2 separate regions of the Homo sapiens genome follow, and region 1 is linked to region 2. The links are chromatin loops, found by intact Hi-C in ENCODE. Cell type or tissue: breast epithelium. All regions are shown on one strand. Each heading gives the region's core, and the rest is flanking DNA. Links, peaks and the distances in the headings are about the cores only. Region 1 has its middle 100 kb from the start of LINC02706. Region 2 has its middle 57 kb from the start of LINC02714.

Region 1 (8,826 bases), core at 2,128-7,127, 180 kb after region 2:
GGTATGATGCTCGGGAGAGGCAGAGATAGACCATGGGGTATCTGTTGTCTTGCAAAGCAGCAGCCTGCACGGTGTCTGCGAGGGCTAGCCTTCTGCTGGGAGGAGGGGCTACTGCTGTAGGTCCAGAGGGTGAATCCAGAGAAAGCTGGATTCAATATTTCAAGGGCACTGACTTAAATATCCTCACCTTGGCTTCAGGGCTCCACCTCTTTCTAATCAGGGCCCTGAACATGGCAAAGAAGTCCTTCAGGGTTGGAAATTCCAATGCTCTGGAGCTCTGTTACTCACGGGATGTCTGTGCCTCATCCTCAGCCTCTCCTGCCCTCTGCTGAAGGCAAGTGTCTCTGTACACGGTGCTGGGGAGGCACTCTGGATTTCACACTCTGCTTTTTATCAGTGATTAATCTGTTTCTGCCTTTGATCATCTCTCATCGCTTCTCCACCTTTTGGCTAAGATCAAGTGTAGTATCTGATCATCTCTCTCCCATGCATTGGCTCCCAACAAGAGCTATCCAGTTCCATAGTCCTTAATAACTGGGACTGCAAGACAAGCCAGCAGACAGAGTGACCTCTCCAGCTGAAGTCAACCAGCCTCCATCATCAGCCATGCCAGGGCTAGGACAATGAGCGCCCATTTCTCAGATTCCTGGATGGCTCTTCCTAATGGTTACAAACACACCCAGGAATGTGTTCCTTTCCACAGTCCCCCAGCCCGGATCACCACCAGTGAAAGTGTAAACAATCACACTGCAACCTCATGAGACGGCCCACCAGTGCTCCACCACCAGCAGGCCCACCAGTGCTCCACCACCAGCAAGAGGCCCACCAGTGCTCTACCACCAGCAAGAGGCCTGTCGCCAGCCCCCAGCAAATGATGCTTCCCCTAAATCCCATTTCCAAGTCTGCACCCTAAGACTACATCCTGTACTAGTCGATGTGGGCGGGGTTCCCAGGGAAGCAGACTCTGAGCCTCTGAGACTCACGTAGGGAATTACTGAGAAGGGTGGGAATTATTGAGGGAAGCCAGACCGGGTGGGCACGGGGACTGAACTGGGATGCAGCTGCCAAAGAGGTTTTGGCCAGTCTTGTCAGGTGCTCTGGGGCTGGGATGACCCTTCGGCGTATTCCTGTTAAGGCAAGGAAGCCTTTGTAATACTGAAATCATGAGTCATATGATGTGGCTGTTCCCAGGGAGGTGGGTAAACTTGGGAGGTTAATCTGCCTTCAGAAAGGGGTCACTGCTGGAGAAGGCATGGTGATACGCCAACAGCCAGCTCTTGTGGAGCTGGGCATGTGTGTGATAGTCCTGAGGGGGCCCAGGCAGTGCTATGACACCCCTTGTAGAGGTGAGAGGACCAGAAGGCCTCATGTCCCACCTTGTTGGAGAGCATCATGGAACCCATGACAGTGTCCGAACTTCAGAACCAGACCCAGTGAGTTCCCATCCCAGATCCTCCAAAGGGAAAAATACAGCAATAGGGGTCCCCACACCTCTGGCTCGGGCTGTTGTAAAGATTCACTATGTACAATGATGTATTAACAGCCTGCCTTAGGCCAAACACAGACCCACCTCGTGCTCTCAGGGAGTCTTTAGAACGGTGGGAGGGCATAGAAGAGAAGGCAGGCAACTCTCAGAAAGTGTGGGGATGGGAAACACGGCAAGCTCAGGGGCTTGGAGAAGGGGCCCTGGGTTGAACCTGAGGGCAGACGGGAGCTTCTCCCAAGAAATGCTGGGGAAATGCCTGCAAAGTGTCTGGGACTCATTAGCTTCTCAATAATAAAACCCATGGACCGCACGATTCAAAAACTACCAAGCTGGTTTCCCATGGCTTTGCCTGTCTCCTGGGATGTTAAACACGGTTCCGTGTGCACCAGGCCTCGAGGCAGCCAGGGAGACCCCCCATGGGGACTGGCCTGGCTCTCTGGAGCTTTCCATCTGCCTAAGACACTGTCTGAGAAAGGCAGTCCTCAGGGGCCGCACCACAGCTCCTGAGGCTCACACGGCTGCGGAAAGCCAGGCCCGTGCTGCTGGGTGTAGGGCCCAAGCTCCCGGTTCTGCTGTAGCTGCCAGCGATGGCGGGAGGAAGGGAGTGTGGCTGTGGGGAGGGTGTCACAGCAGCCCGAGGGATGCCAAGCCTCCTAGCGCAGGCAGAAAACAGGAGCTAGATCCCTTGTCAGGCACAGGTAGGCTGATAGTGTGTTTGCACAAAGACAGCAAAATGTTACGAAAAGCTAATGCTGAATGAGAGAGATTCAGCACCTCCAGCCCTCAGGGAAGCCGGCAGCCCCCCGGGCGTGGAGCTCCCAGACGGATGGCACCCCTCTGAACTGACAGAGCTTTCTGTGGGCCCCTGCAGGCTGTAGGGAGGGCAGGCAGGAGGGGACAAGTGGGAGAGTAGGCTGAGGGGCTTAGCCGATGTGTCCTTTCCAGGGCCATCTGTGGAAGAGCTGCAGGTAACGTTGGGGCCTCTGCTCCTGACATCTGCAGTCCCGGGCACACACTGATGCACGGCTCTTCTTGAGAGCCCCTCACTCTGCTACATAACTGGGAGATGGACACAGAAGTGCAGAAAGTGGTCCCGGAGTATGAACGAATCTTCCCCAGAGGGACACTTACATCCGAAGCCAGCCCGGGGCAACTGGCAAAATGAGGATGTTTGTCCTCAACATACCTGAGCCCCGCTGGCCCGAGCATTGTCCTCCTGATCCTCCCACCTGCCCCAGCCTATGCCAAGCTCCTCTGGAACCTAACCCACAGCATCTGCTTAAGAGGACCGTCGCGGAGACCGCACCTGCAGGTGTTTCACTCCTTGCTGCTCCAGAACTGCCCAGGTTTAAATCAGCAACCTGACTTCTGATTCTGCCACGTCGGCCCTCACTCTCCCCTACACACAGCCCACACCTTCTTTCCTCCTCCCCGGCATCCCTGCCTGGAGAGCCTGCCTTCCCCTCTCCTAGATGCCCCTGAGGACAGCCTGTTCAAACCCACCAAGCACAACATCCTCCGGTCAGGCTTCCTGATCAGCAGCCAACACCAAAAGCCTGCCTTCCTTGGAGCAGTCCAGCGCGTGCCAACTCCACCCGCACAGCATCTCCACATGCGGTCCCCGCGCACCCAAGGCCGGCTCAGCTGCTGCTCCCCTCCGCGACTCATCTCTCCAGCTCCCGCAGGACCTTCAGCGGCAGGGACCCTCATCCTGAGTGCGTCTGGTGACCTGGAACTCAGTGGGTGTTCAGGAAAAGCACGGGTATTGGTTTCAGCTTCCTTAAGATCTCTTGAAGATAAAAACAAAAACTTTTGTATTCAAAGGAATATCCTCTTGATACTCAGTGTTTGTATACATGATCTGGATGAAGTATCAAGTGAAATCGTCTAAATTAGCGGAGTCATCGAGCCAACACGCCAATGAAAGCTACAAAAGTCCAAAGGTCCTTGATGTATAAAAATTAACAAAAATAATTTTACTTGTGGCAATGTTCTGCACTCAGTGCTAACAGGTAGTCAGCTTCAAAGGACTGAACTTGTTAATAGCTTAAAGTGTGAGTGAACGGGGGTTGTACTTGCTGGTAGGTTGACTACAGCCAATGCTGATGTTCATCCCAGAGTAAACCCAAGTCTTTGTTAATAAAATGCTCAGTGGCGCCATCCAGGGTGGTTGGGGAAGACTAATCATCCCACTCAATTACAGAGGAACAAACATCCAGGAATGGGACATATCCTGAGCACCACTGTGAGGAGGAATTCACAAAGGGGTCATATCCGTGGGGAGCACACAGGGTGATTGATGGGGACCTTGGGATGTGTGAGGCCCATGTCTGTGGGGGCTGTCATAAGAAGAAGGGACCAGAAGCTTAGTCTGGGAAAGAAATGACTCAGATGCAGTGCCGGCTTCCTGGATGTGCAGTCCGGGGCCCTGAGGTGAGAAGGCCTGGTGCTTGGTTCAAGGCTGTGTGGACACCAGCTTGGAAATCTAACCACTTATGAACAAGAGCCCCCGTTTCATTTTGAACAGCGCCCTGGGTTGCATGTCCTGGTCAGAGGGCTGTGGCATGGAAGGTGTGCTTTGTGCTGCTGTGCAGGGGAGAGCTATGAGCATTTGCTTATTCCTTACCTTTTCACAGACTTATGCATTGAGCACTAAGGTAGAGGCTGTTCAGAGGCTGTTCAAACACCAGCAAACCAGTCGGGCAGGGTCTGCTCTGCTGGAGATCATGTTCCAGGGTGGAGAGAAGGTAAAGAAGTAAACAAGAATGTGGGGCAGGATAATTTCAGATTGTGATAATGTTTTAGAGATAAAGAAAAGAGACTACAGTAACAGAGGATGGGCAGAGCTGGGGGATAAGAGACCTGCCTTAGAAAAGGCACCTGAGGCCTGAATCTGAGGGGTCAGTTGTGCAGGCATCAGGAGAGAAATGCTAAGTGGGTACTCATGTCATGAGAAGGTGCCTTGCACACCTGCAGCACAGAGAGGTGCCCGTGGCTGAAATGTCATGGGAGGACAGGGCGGGGAGGGGGTGGTGTGTGGTTACTCTCTGAGGTGACAGAGCTAGCAGGGTCTGGGCTGCATAGGGCCTGGAAGGTTATGATACAGAATTTAGACTTAATTTTAAATGACATAGGAAGCCCTCTCCAGATCTTAAGCAAGGAATAAGTGGGAGAGTTGAGGAGGCTGGTCTGGTGGAGAAACAAGGAAGACATTCACAGTACAGAGCCATGGAATGGGCTGTCATCCTGCATGTGATCAGAAACTGGAGAACCATTCCATAGAAACTGGAGCAGAGGAAAGTCCATGGCAGGTGAGAGGGGGCCTGGATGCTTTCCCGGCTCTCCTCTGGACAACAGGTCAGGAATCCTCCTGAGTAAGATCATTTGATTCAAAATGAGATGCTACTGCTTGCTGGCAGTATAATCTTGGGCAGGGAACCTAGCAGCACGAAGCCTCCAGTTGGTTTGTGTGTTTGTTGTTGTTTTCAATATATACGCTGCAGGTAGCACTTACAACACAAGGACATAGCAGTGATTGAACTACATGGGATGTACAAGTTTCTGAGAATAGTGCCTGGCGCTTAGTGAGGGTTAAGAAATGCAGCTAAGTTATTAGTGACCCATGCAAGTGACATTTTGGAGCATCATTCTGCACAACGTGGACATTAGTCAGCTGGCCTGCGAATAATACCTGCTTTGCTTAAGCAAGCTATGCATCAGTTTTTATATCTGGAAGATGGGATCAAGTCAGTGCCTCATCAGGAGTTCAGTGGGAATGGCAGGAAAGATAGTCTGCCTGATGTCAATGGACCAGGACAGTGGATGAGGTTCAGGAGAATCAGACAGAAACAGCAGCCCAAGACAGGGCAGAAGTTGAGTCAGAGGGAGGCAGCACTAGATCCCAGCTGCTGGGGCAAGGAGCTGTCCAGGTCATGGCTGGACATGTGCATCTTGCTGTCATTCATTCTTCCCTCTGTGCATGTTGGGCTACCGTCGTGCTTGTAGCCAACGCTCGCAGGGACTCTCATAGTTATAAATCTTTCAGCTTATCCCAGCATTCTTGGCTTTAGAATCCAAATCACCAACTGCCAAACCAGGAGAGGAGCAGGTTTCTGAAATATTCTCAGTTGTAAGCATTGAGTGTTCATGTGGGTGGGAGGGAAGAACAGAAAGAGACCTCCAAGATGAATCTGGAGTGGTGCTGTGTATTATAAAATAAGGCAGGTTTGCTAGTAAGTCCATCAAAATCTATACAAATATGAGAAAGTCCCTAGAAAAGGAGAGCAGAGCCCACCTTCAGCACTCCCCACCCTCACAGAACCACACACACTTTCAGAGATGCAGGGCCATTGCCAAGCAATGCAAGATGAGGTTTAAACATGATTGTGCCCTTACTTCATGATTGATAGTTTCTTCCTCCTCTAAGTGAAAAACAAAATAATCCCTTTCTCTAGTCTAGGGAAAATTTGGAACAGGGTGTGTGCCCTTGAAATCAACTTAGAAAAAGCAGATTCAAAGTTCCATTGCCATATGACCTGTAGCCATCACTCCCATCCTCACAACAAGAAAAAAGCTGAACAAACTGAGAAATAACTCTTCTGAGATCTCTCAGAGGATTGAAGTCACGGGCGAAGGATGCTGCAATAGTTGGAGACAGAGGTGGGTACAAAGAATCACAGCTTACTGGGAGCAACATTTCAGGGGCAGAAGCCCTTGCACAGCCGGTTCTTGTAGGAACACTTAAACTGTAATTGACGAATTGCTGGAGGCATGTGACTAGCTTGAGATCCACCGAAGTCAACTTATCTTCAATGGAGGAGCAAAGGCAATTCAATGAAGAAAGAGCGTTTTCAACAAATGGTGCTGGAACAACTGGGCCTCCACATGCAAAAAAGAGAGGAGATCTATACAGAATTCATGTGTCACAAAAATCTCAAAATGGATTATAAACTTAAATATAAAACTCAAAATTTTAAAACTTCTAGCAGGTGACATAGGAGAGAATCTAGATGATCTTGGATTTGGTGATGATTTTTTAAATACAACACCTAAAGCAACACTCCATGAAAGAACAAATTGTGTAAGTGGACATCCGTGAAACTAAAATATTCTGTTCTGTGAAAGACACGGTTAAAAAATGTAAAGACAAGCCAAAGACTGGGATAAAATATTTGCAAAACTCATACTGATAGAGGACTTGGGTATGCAATGAACCCTTAAAGCTGAACAATCAGAAAGTAACCAACTCGGTTTAAAAATGAGCAAAAGATCTGAACAGACACCTCACCAAAGAAGATAGGCAGATGGAAAATGAGCATATAAAAAGATGATCAACATCATATGCCATTATGAAACTGCAAACTTAAACAATGAGATACCACTACACATTTATTAGAATGACAAAATCCAAAACACTGACATCTCCAAATGCTGACGAGAATGTGGAGCAACAGGAACTCTCATTCATTGCTGGTGGGAATGCACAGTGCTATCGCCACTTTGAGAGACAGTTTGGCAATCTTTTACAAAGTTAACTATACTCTGAATATACAATTTAATAATCATATTGCTTTGGTTTCACCCAGATGAGTTGAAAACTTTTGTATACACAAAAACATGCACAAAGATGGTTGCAGCAGCTTTATTTATAATTTCCAAAACTTGAAAGCAATCAAGATGCCCTTCAGCATGTGAAATGTATAAATAAACTGGGGTACATCTAGACTACGGGATATTATTCAGTGCTAAAAAGAAATGAGTGATTGAGCTATGAAAAGATGTGGAGGAAATGTAAAGGTATATTGCTAAGTAAAGATGCCAATCTGAAAACACTACATACTGCATAATTCCAACTATATGGCTGATACAGTTTGAATTTGTCCTCTCTAAATCTCATATTGAGTTGTAATCCCCAGTGTTGGAAGTGGGTCCTTGTGGGAGGTGTTTGGGTCATGGGGACGGATCCCTCTTGGCTTGGTGCTGCCCTTGTGACAGTGAGTGACTTCTCACGAGACCTGGTTATTTAAAAGTGTGTGACACCTCCCCCACCCCTTGTTCCTTCTCTGGCCATGTGAGATGCCCGTTCTTGCTTTATCTTAGTAAGACTGTAAGCTTCCTGAGGCCATGACTGTAAGCTTCCTGAGGCCTCCCCAGAAGCCTAACAGATACCAGCACCCTGCTTCCTGTACATCTGCAGAACCATGAGCCAATTAAACCTCTTTTCTTTATAAATTACTCAGTCTCAGGTATTTCTTTATAGCAATGCAAGAAGAGCCTAACACGATAACATTATAAAAATGGCAAAACTATCGAGATAGTAAAAAGACCAGTGGTTGCCAGGGGTTGGGGGAGAGTGGGAATCATGGGTAGGTGGAGCACAGGCATCTTCAGGTCAGTGAAGCTGTTCTGGGTGACACTATAATTTGTCAAAATCCATAGAACTGTACACAAAGAGTGAGTCCTAATGTAAGCCATGGCCTTGAGTTAGTAGTCAGGTGTCAAGACTGGCTCCTCAGCTGGGTGCAGTGGCTCACACCTGCAATCTCAGCACTTTGGGAGGCTGAGGTGGATGGACGACCTGAGGTCAGAAGTTCGAGACCAACCTGGCCAACATGGCAAAACCACATCTCCATTAAAAAAAAAAAAAATTAGCCGGGCTTTGTGGTGCCTGTCTGTGGTCCCAGCTCCTCGGGAGGCTGAGGCAGAAGAATCACTTGAACCTGGGAGGCAGAGGTTGCAGTGAGCCAAGATCATGCCACTGCACTCCAGCCTGAATGACAGAGTGAGACTAGTCTCAAAAAAAAAAAAAAAAAAGACAGGCTCATCAATTGTAACAGATGGACCACACTCATGTAAGATGCTGATAACAGGGAAGATGGTGTGCCACAGTTGTGGGGGACGGGGTTGTGAGTGAGAACTCTCTGCACTCTCTGAGCAATTTCTCTATAAACCTAAAACTGCTCTACAAAATAAAGCCTACTAATTGTCTTAAAGAGTATGTTTATTTATGTTTTGTTATTTTGTTTAAATAAAAAATCCTCCATAGCCAGGGCTTTCCAGGGATGATAGTGCCAATGTAATTCAAGACATTAACTGAAAAGGGAGAAAAATTACATAATCTTCACAATTTTTTAAAAGCATTTGTTAAAATTCACAATAAAAAAATCGTAGAAAGTTAGAAATACAATGAAATGTCATGAATCTTATAAATTGTATCTATTTTGTTGAATCACGTGAAATTTCCTTTCTTGTAAATCAAATCCCAAAAGTGAATATCATACTTACACTGAATTATTGAAAAAACAAGGAAAGGATGCCGCCTTTTATTCCTTCTATTCAAT
Region 2 (8,826 bases), core at 2,460-7,459:
ATATTTTCTTTAGAGAACTTACGAGGAAGAAGAATAGGTAAAAACAAGGGATTTGTATATTTCTACATTTCTGGTACAAAACACCATCGGGATGGTATCAGTGGAGATGGTATCAACAGAGGGGTCCTCTGTAGGCATGCAGCCTGTCTTCAAGGTTACTGGATCCTCCCCCACAGCCCCGTGGAGAGACTTCACAAAGGATCCCAGCCCTATGCATCCTTCAGCCTGCACTCCCCTGATGCCGACAGGGAGAGACAAACACAGATCCCTCCAGCTGGAAGTTCTAAGATAACCTGATGGATACCTGAAGGAGACAGAGCTTCCAGGGTAGAGCTTTCAGGAGCACAGATGGAATTTACAACAAAAAGACAAATTCACTCACGCGTCGCTTTACAACGGGGGTGCATTCTGCAGAATGCAGAGACAGGTGACTTCATGGTTGTGAGAACACCGTAAAGTATACATATACACACCTGGATGGCATAGCCTCCACACCTAGGCTGCGTAGTGTGGCCTACAGTTCCTAGGCTACAGGCCTGCACAGCACATGACTGTGCTGAATACTGCAGGCAGCTGTAACACAATGCTAAGTATTTGTGTATCTAAACATAGAGCGGGGGCCGGGTGTGGTGGCTCATGCCTGTAATCCCAGCACTTTGGGAGGCCATGGTGGGTGGATCTCTTGAGGTCAGGAGTTCAAGACCAGCCTGGCCAACATGGTGAAACCCTGTTTCTACTAAAAATACAAAAAAATTAGCTGGGTGTGGTGGCAGGCGCCTGTAGTCCCAGCTACTTGGGAGGCTGATGCAGGAGAATTGCTTGAATCTGGGAGGTAGAGGTTGCAGTGAGCTGATATCACGCCACTCCACTCCAGCTTGGGTGACAGACCAAGACTCTGTCTCCCAAAAAAATAAAAAATAAAAATAAAAAATAAACATAGAAGAGGTATTGTTAAAAAAAAAAGATGGTATTAAATCTTATAGGACCACCCTCACGTATCCCATCCACCATTGAGGGAAACATCATAAGTGACAGATGACTGTAATATTCAGACAAACAGCCTGTGCCTTTCATTTCTCTCCAGAAGACAATACTCCCCCTCCAGAAGACAATACTCCTCCTCCAGAAAGAAGATAATACTCCCCCTCCGGAAGATAATACTCCCCCTCTAGAAGATAATACTCCCCCTCCGGAAGATAATACTCCCCCTCCAGAAGGAAGATAATACTCCTCCTCCAGAAGATAATACTCCCCCTCCAGAAGATAATACTCCCCCTCTCCTCCTCCAGAAGATAATACTCCCCCTCCAGAAGATAATACTCCCCCTCCAGAAGATAATACTCCCCCTCCAGAGGATAATACTCCCCCTCCAGAAGATAATACTCCTCCTCCAGAAGATGATAATACTCCTCCTCCAGAAGATAATACTCCTCCTCCAGAAGATGATAATACTCCTCCTCCAGAAGATAATACTCCTCCTCCAGAAGATAATACTCCCCCTCCAGAAGATAATACTCCTCCTCCAGAAGATAATACTCCTCCTCTACAAGATGATAATACTCCTCCTCCAGAAGATAATACTCCTCCTCTACAAGATAATACTCCTCCTCCAGAAGATAATACTCCTCCTCTAGAAGATAATAATACTCCTCCTGTAAATGTGCTCAGGCACTGGGAAGGATGTTAAAGTCGTGGGGACAAGAGGCAGCTGTGATACTCCTATCTCTAAACTGGAGACCAGGCTGGGCAGGAGGGTGAGGGCACACCCGGGATCTGTCCTGGGAGCTGCAGAGGGGGAGGGCTGCCTCTCCACGCATTCCCTGTCTCTGCAGGGGCAGATGGCAGACAACCAGGCCCCTCCACCCAGCACCCGGGTCAGTCAAGTTCTGCATTCAGAGGGGGCGATGGCAGCAACCACGTCCCTCTGCATGGCTGCTGGCTTCAAGGGGATATGTACATGTCAGTTCTCCTCTGGAAGGCATGTCCTCCACCCCAACCTGTGCCCTCTGTCAGCCTCCTGGGCCCAGGAAACAGTCAGAGAAAGGAACGGGTGGACAGAAGAGCGCCATGCCTGTATCTGAGCTGCCAGATGGGTCTGTGGGCTGGAGACATTTCCCTGCCCCACCTACCCTGATCCAGGATGGGGAACCCACCATCAGTGCTATGCTTCCCAAAGCAGCAGATTTTAGTTTGTACTTAAATGAAATCCAATGATGACAATTTCTAAATAATATACATCACCAATGCCACATTATAATAATTTTTGCAATGAATATATCCCATTGTTTTATCTTCTACACTGGGGGAAAATAAATGAGAGACCCAAATGTCACACATCAGCTAGAGCAAATTCGGGTCCCCAGAAAGACAACACAGGAGAGGCCAGGGAGCATCACTGAGAGTGTGAATTGCTGGGCTTCCTGTTTATTTCAGCAGGAATCTGGAATCATGCCTGCCCCGGTTAGGATTTTTCCCCTCTGCTCTCCAGACTCAGTTTATGATGAAGCCTCCTAGAGATCCTGTCTACTTGTTGAGGATGCGGCTCTGCCTCTGCTGACGACAGCCTGGCGAACAACAGTTCTACTGGACAGCCTTGGAGAGAGGAACCCGTGCTGCTGGGCTTGGGCAGAGCCTTTCCTAGACCCCTGTGCCAGAGCTGCTGGCAACGGGGGCCAAGTGGCACCCCCTGGATAGCCCTGAACCCCGGTGATCACGTGGCTCATTTGCAGTGGAGACTGGCAGGGGCTGCCCATCCCCATAGGGCCACCATGTAGCACTTCTCCAAACATCTACCATTTTCAGTGAGTTATCGTGTTACTTAATTATGAAAACACTTTTGTAATAACCACTCATTCTGATGAGTTGGCTGCGAGCAGTGCATGGTGCTAATGGCCCATGAGACACTTCAGAGGGACTGAGCACACCAGCCCTGCCTCCTCCAGGTAAACAGAGCTGCTCCCACCTTCAAGCAGTAGGTCTCACCTGGCAGGAAAGGCAATTGACGTGTGCCCTGGAGAAATGAACTATCTTTTCCTCCAAAAAGTACAATGACAAGGATATGACTTCAGGCCAGATTCATAACATCAAAGCCGTGCTGATTCCACCCTGAGCTGCACCTCAGAAACCCAGATGAGCAGAGAGTGATTAGGGAGTAAGGAGCCTAATTACCAGTTACTGTAGCAGCTGATGGGAAAGGGAGGCCTGGATTCTGAAGACCCCACTCTCCATGTTTATGATAGGAATAAAGCACCTTCGGAGGTAAGAAAGCTTGGCTGGCCAGGCACGGTGGCTCACTCCTGTAATCCCAGCACTTTGGGAGGCCAAGGCGGGAGGATCACCTGAGGTCAGGAGTTTGAGACCAACCTGGCCAACATAGTGAAACCCTGTCTCTACTACAAATACAAAAATTAGCCAGGCTTGGTGTTGGGCACCTATAATTCCAATTCAGGACACTGAGGCAGGAGAATCGCTTGAACCCAGAGGCAGAGGTTGCAGTGAGCCAAGATTGTTACAGAAAAGTAAACAAATTATTTCAATAAAATTAACCCTCCTCTCTGCCTCAGACTAGGCTGGAACAGGCCAGGAACCATGGGAAGGGTGGATCTGAAGTCCCCTGGAGTCCCACCTGGAGTCCTTCTGAGAGTCTTGGGAAGGAGAGTGGATGCAGAGGCTGGAACCAGGCAGGGCTGGAGGCCTGAAAGCAAGGGGTTGGCATTTAGACCCAGAAAGTTTGGCTACAGCTGCTGGGCCTCAATTCCTCATCCCAGAGTGTCCCGATATCCTTCAAGCCACGGCCAGTGGGGACAAGATTCTCCTGAGCCCAGGAGCCAAGCCTCTCGGACCAGCCAGCACAGGTGTGACCCTCGGAGTTCTAAGCTGTCTTTACAGTCGGCGTTTCCCTCACAGCCTCAGCTTTGACACGGCATTCACATCCCACAGCCTGGTCACTCTCAGCCAAATATTTTATGTTTTTTACATTTCTCTTAAAAGGTGGCACCCACCTTCAATAGTAAAATGTGATTTTTAAAAGGATTATTTTTCTGCTTAATTTCTTTAAAGTACATGTGACGCTTACAGCAAGAATCACACTGTTATACCGTAAGGCTTATAAGTATTCAGATGTAACACACGGACCATTGCAGCAGAATGGGAACATGACCTTTCTTAATACCTTGTGACACTCGGCAGGAGAGCCAGCTAAGCTGCTTCCTAAACAAGCAGTGTTAACTAATCCCATAAAGCAATTCAGAAACAAAATAGCACATGCATAGTATAGGCTTTTTTTAAAACACAATGAAGAAACCTGAGGGAAGAAATCATAGTGACCCTGGGATCCAGCAGGGCAAATTCAAGCCACACCCTCCAGGTAATGGTGAGGTGCCTGTGAGCAGCCGGTAATGGGTGCAGGTTAATGGACCTTGGGTGTCTATGAACTTGTTACTCTGAGAATATTAATGGGAAATCAAATAGCAAGTCAATTCAAAATTAGCTTTAATTATATTTTGAGATAGAAGCTGCCTCTCAAATCTTCCTAATGCAGATATTTCGAAACAAGAACAATACTAATTTTTAGCAAGTGCTGTTAAGATATGTTTAAATATCATTTCTCATCTGACAACCCTGTTTCAGAAGACTTGGGCAATTCACCTAAGTCACACGTGAAGACAGGAAAAGATGAAAACTTGGTGTATGGGTTTGAAAATATTAACCTCACCCGACAGCGCCCCATCATGCTGTCCCCAGAAAGAGCAGCTTCTGCAGAGGGCAGGAGGAGCCAACCCCATCAGTCATTGCTACTGCCCGTGTCATCGATGTTGTTATCACTAAGTATGACTCGCTGCATCTGTGTGCTGTGTTACAGGCTGGGAGAGGCTCAGGGCCAAACCACAGGTTTGCCAGGCCTGATGGTAAACCAGGCAGATTCAGCTCAAAAGCACAGGGAATCTGACACCTGCAGGGGCAACCCTCAGCCGGGGGAGACAGCAGCTGGTGTGTAAATCCCCACCTCTCCTCTCCTTCAGGTAAACAGCTCTGGCGTCGTACTGTAAGGGTCTCAGAGGCCCCTACAGAGAAGACCCCACGGTCCACTGCAGCTATCATTAGGGCACACCCTTGGTTGGCTTTTTAAAATCAACCTGAGTTAGTTCTAACTTTCGTCTGATTATGCACAGCCATGCACTGTGACGTGGTTTGATAAACGTACACCTGTGTGACCACCACCCGGTACAGAGCCTTCTCCTCACCCTGAAAAGTTCCTCATGCCCTTTGCAGCCCATTTCTCCCTATTCCTATTCATGCTCCAGGTAATTGTAGATGAGTTTTTCAAACCCTAAAATTTTACACAAACAAATCAGTATGAATTGATTAGTTCATACATCCCAACATACTGTTTTTGGGATTCATCCATGTCATTTTGTGTATCGGTGTGTTCCTTTTTTTATTACCAAGCAGTATATCGGTGTACGAATATATCGTTTTTCACCATTTGCCAGTTTATGGATATTTGGGTTGTTTCCAAGTTTGGCTGTGATGAGTAAAACTGCCTTGAATAGTCACATATCAATGTGATCTTGACAACAATTTGTGTCAAATTGAAATTCAGATTTTTCATCTATAGGAAAGTTAGATAATTATCATAGGTACATTTCAGGGTTATTGTAAAGAGTAAATAGAATAATGCATTCCACATATCTGGAACCTGGCCTGTGCCTTTTTCTTCCCACTATACAGGGACCTGGAATCTTTCAGGAAATGTCAGCTTCTAGGTCTGAGCAAGGAATGTACAAGATAAGCCTGGAAGCTATTATTGTGCCAGAAAGGATAAAGATGAATGAGCCTGTTAGTGTCATGTCAGAAAAGACACAAAATATGCTTAACGTTTCTCAAAATAAAATGTTTGAAAACAAAAAGACACAGTCATTTGCTGAAGAAAGCACCGCTGGCCTAAGATGTAACAATTTGACCATAAGATGAATAATGCCTGCAACAGATTGAAACACATCAAATTATCAAATATACAAATCCAGGAATTCTTAATAAATTATTTAAGTGTTTGATGGACCCAGTCATTATAAAATGAACACATTAATACAAAATTTGAAAACTAAAAATAATCTTTATTACACACATTTATGCTTTACAAGTTTAAACTTTACAAGTTTGTATTTCAAATTAGCCATAGTTGAAGAAAAATTTTCCTTTTTACAAATGTTTCATGTACTCACTTGTACCCACGAACTAAACCCATCAATCTCAAGGAGGTAGAGAGTGGAAGAATAGAATAGTGGGTACCAGAGACCGGGAAGGGTGGTGGGGGAAGGGGGAGAGATGAAAAGAGGTTGGTTAATGAGTACAAAATTATAGCTAGATAGAAGGATTAGGTTCTAGTGTTTCACAGCACAATAGGGCAACTATGGTTAACAATAATTTACTGTACTTTTCAAAAATAGCTAGAAGAGAATATTTGGGATGTTTCCAACAAGAAAGGATAAATGTTTAAAATGATGGAGATCCCATTTACCCTGGTGTGATCACTGCAAATTGTATGCGTGTATCAAAATATCACATGTACCCCATAAATATGTACAACTATTATGTATCAATACAAAGCTATTCTTTCTAAAGAAATACAATCTATGAATACAGAAGTAAAGTATAGAATTGGAAAATCAACATTTTGAAACTTCAAATAAAATAATACCCATTGATGGATGTTAAAACCACTAGTGGAAAAAACGATGGAATTTTTTAATGGAGAGAGCAGAGAAACACGGAGCACACTGATCTTTTTTTTTATTTTTTTAAAGGAATCAGTCTTTGAGTCACTGAAAGTGATACAAGCAGACAGCAGCTGGCTTACTGTGTGATGAGAGAGGAAGGTCCCAGCACCACCACGATGGCATCCCTGCCCTCGAAAATGGAGACTGAGTAGAGCCGGTCTAGCTCCAATGATCCGATTATAATAACTGCAGGGCTGAAAACACGAGTTGGTACACTACACAGCAAAGCAAACCACCAAATCCAGAGTGTGAGACCTTCTACATGGAAAATGATGCATTTCTCCAATAAAGCAGCAACAAAGAAAAAAACAGAGAGGAGTCAGGGACCGTCTCAGAGGGAGAGAGATTGAAGAGGTAGATGGTCAAATGCAGTTGGTGGGCTTTGGGCGCTGCTAAGAAACCAACTGCAGAAAGGCACCTCTGAGACAATCAGGGAAATTTGAACAGGGGCTGGTATCAGATTATATATTTATAATTAAAATGTTCATTTAGGAATTAAAGTTGATAATTATAAATTTATAATTAAAAATTGAAGTGTTACAATGGAAAGGAGTTTATGGGGAAATATTATGATTAGTTAGAGATACCTGGTGATGTACTTACAGAACAAATGATAGAATGTTTGGGGATTTGCTTTCAAATACCGCAGAAAAAGAAAAGTGGAGATGTCAATTAAATTTGGCAAATTTAATTGACAATTTAATTGGCAAATATGGAGAATTTGGATAAACTGTTGAAGCTCTGTGATAAGTACAAGAAGATTCACTGTTCTGTTCACCCTCTTTTTGTGTGTATTTTTAAAATCTTACATCATACAAAGTTCAAAAAATGAAAAAATCCTGTTATGAGTGCACCTTGCAGAGCAGGCACCCTGCACACATCACTGGAGGGCTGAGCATCGGGGACTTCTGCCCTTGACAGTCCCCTGATTGGAGCCAGGTGAGTGGCCTCTCTCCTAAAGATTCCGTCGCTCTCCTGCCTCCCAGGTGGTGATCCACAATGCTCAGCCCTAGGCTGGGAGCGAGATAAAAGCCCGGTGCTCACCACGCTCCCACTCTACTGATTGTCCAGCTTGGGAAGTGGTGGCTCAGTGCCGTGGTCCTTTCGAGCTCTCATAGTTGCCTGCGGCCATGATTTGAGGCCACTCTTCCAGGGCTAACAAGAATTCTGGACAGAAATATCGTTGTAATTAAAAATTCATCAGGTTGCACTTTGACCTGCTTCCTTGTAATTGAAAGCCACTTAGTATATAGTTTATTAGTATCATGTTCTACAATATATCGATCATTTTGAAGCAAATCACACCATTTTATTTGGAAGTATTTTTGTTATATAGCTCTAAAAGATAGAAAGATCTTCTTTCAATTATTATTAAAAAAACAAACATACACATGCATATAATCATGTATCTAAAGTATGTGAAAATCAAGAACACACATCAGGACAAGTTGGCCCTCAATGTGCCAGCATCTGTCTCCTAAACACAAGTGTTACAATACATACTCACACTTCAGTGGTTCCATTTAAGAAGCTTAACACTGATGTCTACTTACTATCCATATTCACGCTTTCCCAATTTTTCCAAAAATGTTAGCAAGAGCCTGTCTTACAAACATAACTACAGTACCATTACCACACCTGAAATTGTTAACAGTAATTTATTGAAATCATCAATTAACTCATCAGTTTCATATTTTCCACATAACCTCTTTTTTTTTTTTTTTTTTTTTTTTGAGACGGAGTCTCGCTCTGTCACCCAGGCTGGAGTGCAGTGGCACCATCTCTGCTCACTGCAAGCTCCACCTCCTGAGTTGACGCCATTCTCCTGCCTCAGCCTCCCGAGTAGCTGGGACTACAGGCGCCCGCCACCACGCCTGGCTAATTTTTTGTATTTTTTTTTTTAGTAGAGGGTTTCACCGTGTTAGCCAGGATGGTCTCGATCTCCTGACCTCGAGATCTGCCCGCCTCGGCCTCCCAAAGTGCTGGGATTACAGGCATGAGCCACTGCGCCTGGCCCACCTCTTTAATCTTCTCAAATTCTCTCTCT

The links. Hi-C counts contacts between places; a loop is a spot of excess contacts. Peaks named below come from ENCODE experiments on the same cell type or tissue, not always from the same donor. Only the 100,000 strongest peaks of a DNase experiment are listed, where the experiment ranks them.
Region 1: a loop joins it to region 2, with 10 times the contacts of the local background. A loop is called at or near these places in 2 of 110 quality-filtered maps.

What each region holds. Positions count from the first base shown.
Region 1 is chr11:134,603,805-134,612,630 of GRCh38, reverse strand. No RefSeq gene overlaps it. Among named protein-coding and RNA genes, the nearest start is that of LINC02706, 100 kb to the left of the region's middle. In breast epithelium, for the core only: no CTCF peak of the experiment used is centred there; no DNase peak of the experiment used is centred there; H3K27me3 peaks cover 621 bases.
Region 2 is chr11:134,788,252-134,797,077 of GRCh38, reverse strand. No RefSeq gene overlaps it. Among named protein-coding and RNA genes, the nearest start is that of LINC02714, 57 kb to the right of the region's middle. In breast epithelium, for the core only: no CTCF peak of the experiment used is centred there; no DNase peak of the experiment used is centred there.